Regions from separate parts of the Homo sapiens genome. Here region 1 is linked to region 2. Evidence: read pairs that join two places in POLR2A ChIA-PET (ENCODE). Cell type or tissue: PC-9. All regions are shown on one strand. Each heading gives the region's core, and the rest is flanking DNA. Links, peaks and the distances in the headings are about the cores only.

The links. ChIA-PET counts read pairs that join two places held together with the same protein. Peaks named below come from ENCODE experiments on the same cell type or tissue, not always from the same donor. Only the 100,000 strongest peaks of a DNase experiment are listed, where the experiment ranks them.
Region 1: POLR2A ChIA-PET joins it to region 2 with 5 read pairs; 5 of 35 experiments call an interaction of 5 or more read pairs at or near these places.

What each region holds. Positions count from the first base shown.
Region 1 is chr9:21,862,069-21,866,468 of GRCh38, forward strand. MTAP (methylthioadenosine phosphorylase) reads left to right here. Exons shown (of 8, transcript NM_002451.4): 8 at 1-4,400. Among named protein-coding and RNA genes, the nearest start is that of MTAP, 62 kb to the left of the region's middle. In PC-9, for the core only: no CTCF peak of the experiment used is centred there; a DNase peak (open chromatin) is centred at 1,823.
Region 2 is chr9:21,986,518-21,990,917 of GRCh38, forward strand. LOC124902130 (a long non-coding RNA gene) reads right to left here. Exons shown (of 2, transcript XR_007061436.1): 2 at 1-4,400. It also overlaps a transcript of CDKN2A not described here. Among named protein-coding and RNA genes, the nearest start is that of CDKN2B-AS1, 6.1 kb to the right of the region's middle. RefSeq lists enhancers at 2,889-3,033, 2,939-3,521 and a cis regulatory region at 2,961. In PC-9, for the core only: no CTCF peak of the experiment used is centred there; no DNase peak of the experiment used is centred there; H3K4me3 peaks cover 1,003 bases; H3K27ac peaks cover 1,432 bases.

The DNA.
Region 1 (4,400 bases), core at 233-4,232, 120 kb before region 2:
AATTCCTGCTTAACTTGAAAAAAATATGGGAAAGACATGCAGCTTTCATGCCCTTGCCTATCAAAGAGTATGTTGTAAGAAAGACAAGACATTGTGTGTATTAGAGACTCCTGAATGATTTAGACAACTTCAAAATACAGAAGAAAAGCAAATGACTAGTAAACATGTGGGAAAAAATATTACATTTTAAGGGGGAAAAAAAAACCCACCATTCTCTTCTCCCCCTATTAAATTTGCAACAATAAAGGGTGGAGGGTAATCTCTACTTTCCTATACTGCCAAAGAATGTGAGGAAGAAATGGGACTCTTTGGTTATTTATTGATGCGACTGTAAATTGGTACAGTATTTCTGGAGGGCAATTTGGTAAAATGCATCAAAAGACTTAAAAATACGGACGTACTTTGTGCTGGGAACTCTACATCTAGCAATTTCTCTTTAAAACCATATCAGAGATGCATACAAAGAATTATATATAAAGAAGGGTGTTTAATAATGATAGTTATAATAATAAATAATTGAAACAATCTGAATCCCTTGCAATTGGAGGTAAATTATGTCTTAGTTATAATTAGATTGTGAATCAGCCAACTGAAAATCCTTTTTGCATATTTCAATGTCCTAAAAAGACACGGTTGCTCTATATATGAAGTGAAAAAAGGATATGGTAGCATTTTATAGTACTAGTTTTGCTTTAAAATGCTATGTAAATATACAAAAAAACTAGAAAGAAATATATATAACCTTGTTATTGTATTTGGGGGAGGGATACTGGGATAATTTTTATTTTCTTTGAATCTTTCTGTGTCTTCACATTTTTCTACAGTGAATTTAATCAAATAGTAAAGTTGTTGTAAAAATAAAAGTGGATTTAGAAAGATCCAGTTCTTGAAAACACTGTTTCTGGTAATGAAGCAGAATTTAAGTTGGTAATATTAAGGTGAATGTCATTTAAGGGAGTTACATCTTTATTCTGCTAAAGAAGAGGATCATTGATTTCTGTACAGTCAGAACAGTACTTGGGTTTGCAACAGCTTTCTGAGAAAAGCTAGGTGTTTAATAGTTTAACTGAAAGTTTAACTATTTAAAAGACTAAATGCACATTTTATGGTATCTGATATTTTAAAAAGTAATGTTTGATTCTCCTTTTTATGAGTTAAATTATTTTATACGAGTTGGTAATTTTTGCTTTTTAATAAAGTGGAAGCTTGCTTTTTTAACTCTTTTTTTATTGTTATTTTATAGAAATGCTTTTTGTTGGCCGGGCACAGTTGCTCATCCATGTAATCCCAGCACTGTGGGAGGCCGAGACGGGTGGATCACAAGGTCAGGAGATCGAGACCATCCTGGCTAATGCGTTGAAACTCCGTCTCTACTAAAAATACAAAAAATTAGCTGGGCGTGGTGGTGGGCACCTGTAGTCCCAGCTACTCAGGAGGCTGAGGCAGGAGAATGGTGTGAACCTGGGAGGTGGAGCTTGCAGTGAGCAGAGCTTGCAGTGAGACGAGCTTGTGCCACTGCACTCCAGCCTGGGCAACAGAGTAAGACTCAGTCTCAAAAAAAAAAAAAAGAGTGAAATGCTTTTTGTTTGCTTCAGTTTTTTATCATGGGGAGATCTTTTTCCTCAGAATTGTTTTCTTTTCACTGTAGGCTATTACAGGATACTTCAGGATCAAGATACAGAACCTTTTATTTAAAGAGTTTGTAAAGTCAATGTGTTTGTTTGTGTCTCTGAGATTGACTTCAAGATAATAAGCTGCTAATTGTAAACAAAACAGTTACCCTCCAGTATTAATATGACTCATTAGTGTGAGCCATTTGGGTCAAGTATGATTATGACCCTTGGACTTCCTGATGTAGTATTAAATTTCAACTCTGGTTATCCATTAGCAATCTGTAGAGAACTTAATGAACCTGAACCCAGGCTTCTCTAGCTCTGGTAACGTGTGATTGTTTTCACTACAATATGATACATAGATGGTACCTTACTTTTCCTCATTCTTAATAGGTGTCTAAGAATGTCAGGGCAAAAGTATGGGCATTTTTCTTGCTATGTTCAGAAAGTACAGTTCTCTCCAACTTGCAGAGGTACTTTTCTTGATTAAATAGCCTTCTCTAGCAACATCATTTTCAGACTAACTAAATGAATGCAGTATACTCTTTTCTTTGTTCTCAATCATTCACTCCTTATGCAAAGCCAATATAATTTTCCTCATACCTTATGCTTGAGGATATTGTTGAAGAACACTTCCTGGAACACTTCTCACTTGTGATGCTGTACTAATTTTTTTTTTTTAATTTAAGCTAGTATACTAAGTGAACACCATGGTCAGTTGTGAGCATTTTGGTTTCCGCAAAGGATGGATGGTGAGCATCATGGGAAAGCTGTAGTTTAGTGACTTAGCCCTTAGTGATTAATAGATTTGCATGTACATAGAAGTCTTTGTTGGCCTTATAATCTGCTGTTATATTTGGCATGGATTTTCATGGTTTTGAGAATGACATCCTGGCCCTGTGGTCCCCGAGGGTCATGGTCCTTGTGACCTGGCCCCTGTTCACTGCCCCCTTCGCTAGCACGAGTTGCTGTGCAGGGCTGGAGGTAGCTACCATGGCTTGTTTCAAGGAAGGAAACTCTGGTACGGTGGCACCCTCAGGAGTGGAGGACAGTGAACTTCCTTGAAGAGGGAGTGACTAAGGTGACCTCCAACCTGCCCTGAGCCAGCTGCCCTGCAGGTGCCACGTGAGCCTGCTCTGGCATCCACAGGATGCTCCTGGAGCCTCTTCTCTGGCTGCTACCTCAGGGCATGGTTGTGGCCCCACCAACACCTATTTTCCAAATAATTATTCATTCTTGTGACAGTGGCCTGAACATGTTTTTAATTTTCTCAACAAGCATTTAGCCAGCACTTATCCAGTGAAACAATTTGATAAGGTTTCAAGGAGTATCTGATGGGTTAGGAAGTCACGAAATGAGGAGTTCTTGCCACATTTGCAGAGTCCCTCCTTGATAAGGTTTGGCGGTGTCCCCACCCAAATCTCATGTTGAATTGTAGTTCCCATAATCCCCACATGTTGTGGGAGGGACCCAGTGGGAGGTAATTAAATCATGGGGGTGGTTACCCCCACACTGCTGTTCTCATGATACTGAGTTCTCACAAGTCCTGTTTGTTTTATAAGGGGCTTTTCCCCCTTTTGCTCAACACTTCTTCCTGCCATCATGTGAAGAAGGACGTGTTTGTTTCCCCTTCTGCCACGATTGTAAGTTTCCTGAGGCCTTCCCAGCTATGTGGAACTGTGAGTTAATTAAACCTCTTTCCTTTATAAATTACCCAGTCATGGGCAGTCCTTTACAGCAGCATGAGAATGGACTAATACACTCCTCAAATGTTTTGAAGATTGTTGCACCTTGGAACTACCAGTGTGCACACAATCTGGCTCAATGTATATATTGGCCCAGCAAGGCAAAGAACTGAAGTTCCAGGATGGAAGAACCTGTGTTCTCCTCATAATAGTATAGAATAATTCAAGATAGGCAAGAAGGACAGCAGTAAATGAAGACCATGGAAGAAAAGAAGGAATGCCAAAGATCGAGGAAATCTACCAAGACTAGTAGGGTAGTCCAGAAGAAGCTGTTTCAGGGCCTGTTGCCAGCTATGCCTTTGAGAACCTCGGGATCCCAAAGAATGAGGGGAATTTCTTCAGAAAGACAATCTCGGCATGCATTATTTCTTTGTTTTGAAGATTCACTCATGTTGCATGCATCTGTAGCTTGTGCCTTTTTTATTGCCTAGTAGTATTCTGTCATATGCCTATCTTACAATTTGATTATCTATTCACCTGTTGATGAATGTTTGAATTTTTTCCATTTGAGGAATTTTATGAATAAAGCTGCTATAAGCATGAAATTACAAGTCTTTTTGTGAACATATTTTCACTTGTGCAAATGCCTATACTCCCACCAGTAATTTGTAAGAATTCTTGACAAAGCTTGGTATTGTCAGCGTTTTTAATTTTAGCCATTCTATTGGGTATATTTTGATATCTCGTGGTTTTGATTTGCATTTTTCTGATTAAAGATGTTGAACTTCTTTTCATGTGCTTATTGGCCATTCACATATTTCGTGAACTATCTGTACAAATATTTTTGTTTATTAAAAAATTAGATTGTTTTGTTTTATTATTGAATAGTAAGAATTGTTTATATATTCTGGATACACTCTTTTTCAGATATGTGTGTTGTGACTATTCTTAGTCTTTAGCTTGCCTTTTCATTTTCTTAATTATGTCTTTCAAAGAACAAGTTTTTCATTTTGACGAAGCCTAGTTTATCAATTTTTTTTATGGTTGGTGCTTTTTGTGTGTTCCAAGAAATCTTTGCCTACTCATTTAATTACCTGTGTGC
Region 2 (4,400 bases), core at 331-4,330:
AACCAAGTTCAACTATATATGAATTACTAGTCAATGACTTTTGGTAGGCCATGCAACCTATCTGAGCCTCAGTCTCCAGATCTACAAAATGAAAAAATGAAACATTGAAAACATAAGGATATTGTGATAATTAAATTAGATAATGGAAGTTGAAGTGTCCTATTATTGTTAAGCTCCTCCTAATTGTTTTTGAAGAAAACAATAACTTTACCATGTGATTTAGGAAGAAAGTTTCAATAAGCTTTTAAAAATTAAATGTTAAATATAATATATTCAACTTCAACTATTCAGCATGTAAATTGCATGGAGTAAAATTCAAAGTGTCCGATGTTGGACATTTAACAATTAGATGTTCAACTGGGGGAGTCATTGTTCTCTAGACAGCTGCTGTTTCTTTAAATTGGGTGAGAGAGTTATACAATTGCTGAGTCAGATGATCTGGCAGCCTGAAAGAGAATGAGAGCAAGAAAATGGTGGCACTCGAGAAAAGAAAGCAAAACAAGCTTTTTCCTAATACATCAGCAAAGTCACTGGTGTAATATTAGACAAATTTTAGCTTAAAAGCAGAAAAATGATCATTTGAAAGGCATGATATTTTAGTTTTTCTTATAATTGTTACTTTTTAGCTTACATTTTTCATCTATATTTCCCCCCCCATCACTGTGCTTTTACAGAGACATAAAGACCCATCATTTTGTCCATAAATGCTTTATTCTGTTATGGCTACATTTTCCTGCAATCTTGCCCTGATCTTAGATAAGCATAAGTTAAACCTGTGAAACACTTGTGCTTTGATTTTTCTTTTTTACATAATTTTAGGTTGTCATGTTTATTACGAGCCTGGTCTGGATCATAAAATGAAAGAAACCCCTTATTACAACACACACACACACACACACACACACACACACACACAGAGAGAGAGAGAGAGAGAGAGAGATCCATTCATCCTGCACGAACAGAAAGAAGTGTATATAGTGTTTTAAAAAGACAACGTATCTTATATAGCTTATGTGGAAATTTTCTGTCTGGTTCTGTAAGCTTTAAAACACAAATATATCTTGTTATATTTTTTTCTCTCAAACTATGTTCTGACTGTAAAAATGTGGTATCTACAAGACATTCTTTTCCAATTCATACAAAGGGTCACATAATAATAAAGGGTCTCCTTCATTTGGTGAAATAACTCCTCCACTGATTACTCAGACTCTCCTCCCTGGGATCCAGTAAACTGACTCTAAACTTAAAATCTTACCTAAAATCCTGGACCTCAATTCAAAGATAAAGAAGCAGAAATAAGGTTTAAAAAGTAAAATTGGTCATATTTGTCAAATTGTGTCCCAATGGGCCACTTGTATTAGTATCTCCTTCAAGTGTTTATTTAAAATGCAGATTTCTGGGACCCACAGCAAATCTGAATCAAATTTTCTGAACGTGAACCCCAGAAATATGTATTTTTAAAGGCAGCCCAGGTAATAATGCTGTTGTTAACCTTTGCCATACTTTTAAAATTTCTAGTTACTCACATAATTCAATTAAGAAAGCAGAGGCTTTTTTATTTACGTTACCTTGATTGTACGATTTTATTAGTTTCAATTTGCTTAAGAGATTACATGTCTTTGTTCATGTAATTCTGAACCTCTATAAAACTTTTCTCTCTTAAAAAAATCCTACTGCCTTCACAACCATTTAAATAATTTATGATATTTTATTTTGAAGGTGAAAGAGAAAACTGAGAAATAGTTGAATTAAAAAATCCTTTGTGATAACATGTTTATATTTTCATGAACAAAGCCAATAAGTCATAAAAATTAAAAATCAACATACTATTTTTTGAAAGGACCTCTGATGCTTTGGGAATTTCAATCCTGTAGTTGATGGCTTTCACTTTTTTTTCCCTTTTATTACTTCTTTTTGATTGTAGAGTTCTGCCCAAATGAAACCATCATTCCAGGGCTCATGAATTAAATGAATGCACTGAGAGACACTGACAAGCACTGAGAATTTCTTCAACCACCCTTTTTAAAAAACAAATGCTAATTGGACATAAATATGAGAACAATAGACATTGGGGACTACTAGATGGAGGAGAAAGGGAATGAGCGAGGGCTGAAATACTACCTACTGTGGGTACTGTGCTCACTACTTGAGTGACAGATTCAGTCGTACTCGAAACCTCAGCATGGTGCAATATACCTTTGTAATTAACCTGCACATGTGCCCTCTCCTCCTAAATAAAAGTTGAAAAAAAATCTACGAGGCACTATATTTTTAAAAATACCACTATGTACAAGGCACTGTGCTATATCTGGAACTACAAATATTAGTTAAATAGTCCAAGATTCAGTGGGTTCAGAGACTCTAAGTATTTGCCATTCCCTTTAGATGGAAACGTTCTTTGGTCCACCAAGCCCTATCGTTCTGCTCTTTGGAAATTCTCCCTCACTTTCTTCATAATGCCGTCCTTGACTAACTCTCCTCTAGCAATACTATTGGTTTTGTATGTGATTTAAAATCATTCCTGTAATTTCTTCTGTTTATATGGCTTCGTACAAGAGATTCACATTCAACAAATAGAAAAAAAACGCTATTGACATTTGGTAGCTTCGACAATTGTAAACACATGTGGGTTTGCTGAATACACATTAAAATAGCATGAATTAGGATATGGTAAATCTGTTGCGGTCCCAAGTTGGTGGGTTTTTCTAGGAAGAGTCAGACCCTTTAAAAGGACCTTTTATCATCTACCAAACAAATCCTTCATTTATTAATTCCCAAGGTTTTCTCCATCGGTTGGCTTACTGTCATGGAAATTGATCTTGTTTTAATAGCTACTTACTTTTTTTTATTCTAATCAATGATTTCATTTGAAAAGAAAATTTTCAAACATGGGGAAAGCTGCAATATAAGAAGAAAACAATGGAGAGACATCGTCACTGGAAAAATACTACGGGCCACTCTCTATACCATCCTGCACCCCCAGATGGAGAAACTGAGGGAAGTCGTGGCCTTTCAACACTCTTGGGTCTCCATCTGGCTTGGAAGGGAACGAAATGGCTGTCAAGAGTCTCAGAAGCGCACTTTCCCCGTGGTTCCTCCGGGTAACCCTGACTCACTTTTCATCTACCCATCCCCTCCAAAACAAGGCCTAGCCAGTTCCAAGCTGGAGAGGTGACCCAGAGTTGCCTTCTGTCATGTCCTGCCTTTCGTCTCGAGTCCACTAACCCCACTCAGACTCTGTCTGCTCCCACCCCCACCGCGGCCAGTGAAATCCCAATCGTCTTCCACGTGGAACCCCAGGTCCGCAGTTATGATAACGGATCACATCGCTCCTGCGGAAAGTGCGCGCGGTGGAGTGATAATTGGACCTAGCGTCTAAATTCTTGTTGGAGGACCTCGTTCCAGCTGCCAGTTAAGCCTCTGGGATCCGCAGCGTCTCTAGGAATTGAGAGAGTGGGGAAGTTAGGATCCAGGAGGAGGATGGTGGGGGCTGAGGAGTGGAGGAGCAGCGTGCATCTCATCTCTTGTCGCCGGGCGGGCGCTCTTTCGGGTCCAGGGCCCTTGCACCCCCAGCGTGGCTCCGGAGGCGGCGAGACCTGCCTGAAATTGATTGGAGGGGACTAGAGTGTGCTTGTGGGGTGGGGTAGTGGGGGCGGAGAGAAGAGATCCCAAGAAGGGCGCCAAGTGCTGTGACCAGAGGCCTAACACGAGGCACCTTGGAAACAGGTATAGCTACGGATTTATGGGTTTTAAAATGGAACGTCTTGGTGAATGGACATAGCGTGCATTTCACAGTCTGACGTCACAGCCCTCGCAGGTTTTCCCAGACCTTAAAGCCACGTTCTCGTGTATGACACTTAAACAACTCAGTTTCCTTGTCTTTCCTCCCTCCCTACCCATCTAAGGGTAGAGAAGCTCTTAGTTCATCCACTGTGTAGGACTGTTACCGTGTGTCAAAGGCTTTGGAAATGTATATTTTACTGATGATGGTCATAGCACTTTGGAAAACTCAAAAGTGAAACGAAGAAAATAAATATCACCAAACTTTTTCCCAACCCCTCTCATCCTGCGGAAACCATTATAACTAATTTGGTGAGAGAGAGAGAGAGAGAGAGAGAGAGAGAGAGAGAGAGAAACTGTTTACTGTTTGGAATCTTGCTTTAAAAAAACCTGACTTTATAATGCAATCATTTAACAGTCTATGAAATATTCTTCAGATACCTGATGATCCAGAATGTAACTGTACCATAATTTAACACTTTATTGCTAGAATTTTATGCAGTTTTTGATTTCTTGCTACTACTTATCCATCTGTATTAATCTTTGTCAGAACCTTTCTTTCCTTAGGATGATGCCTGAATATAAAATAGCTGAATGAAAGTGGATGGGTTCATTTTAAA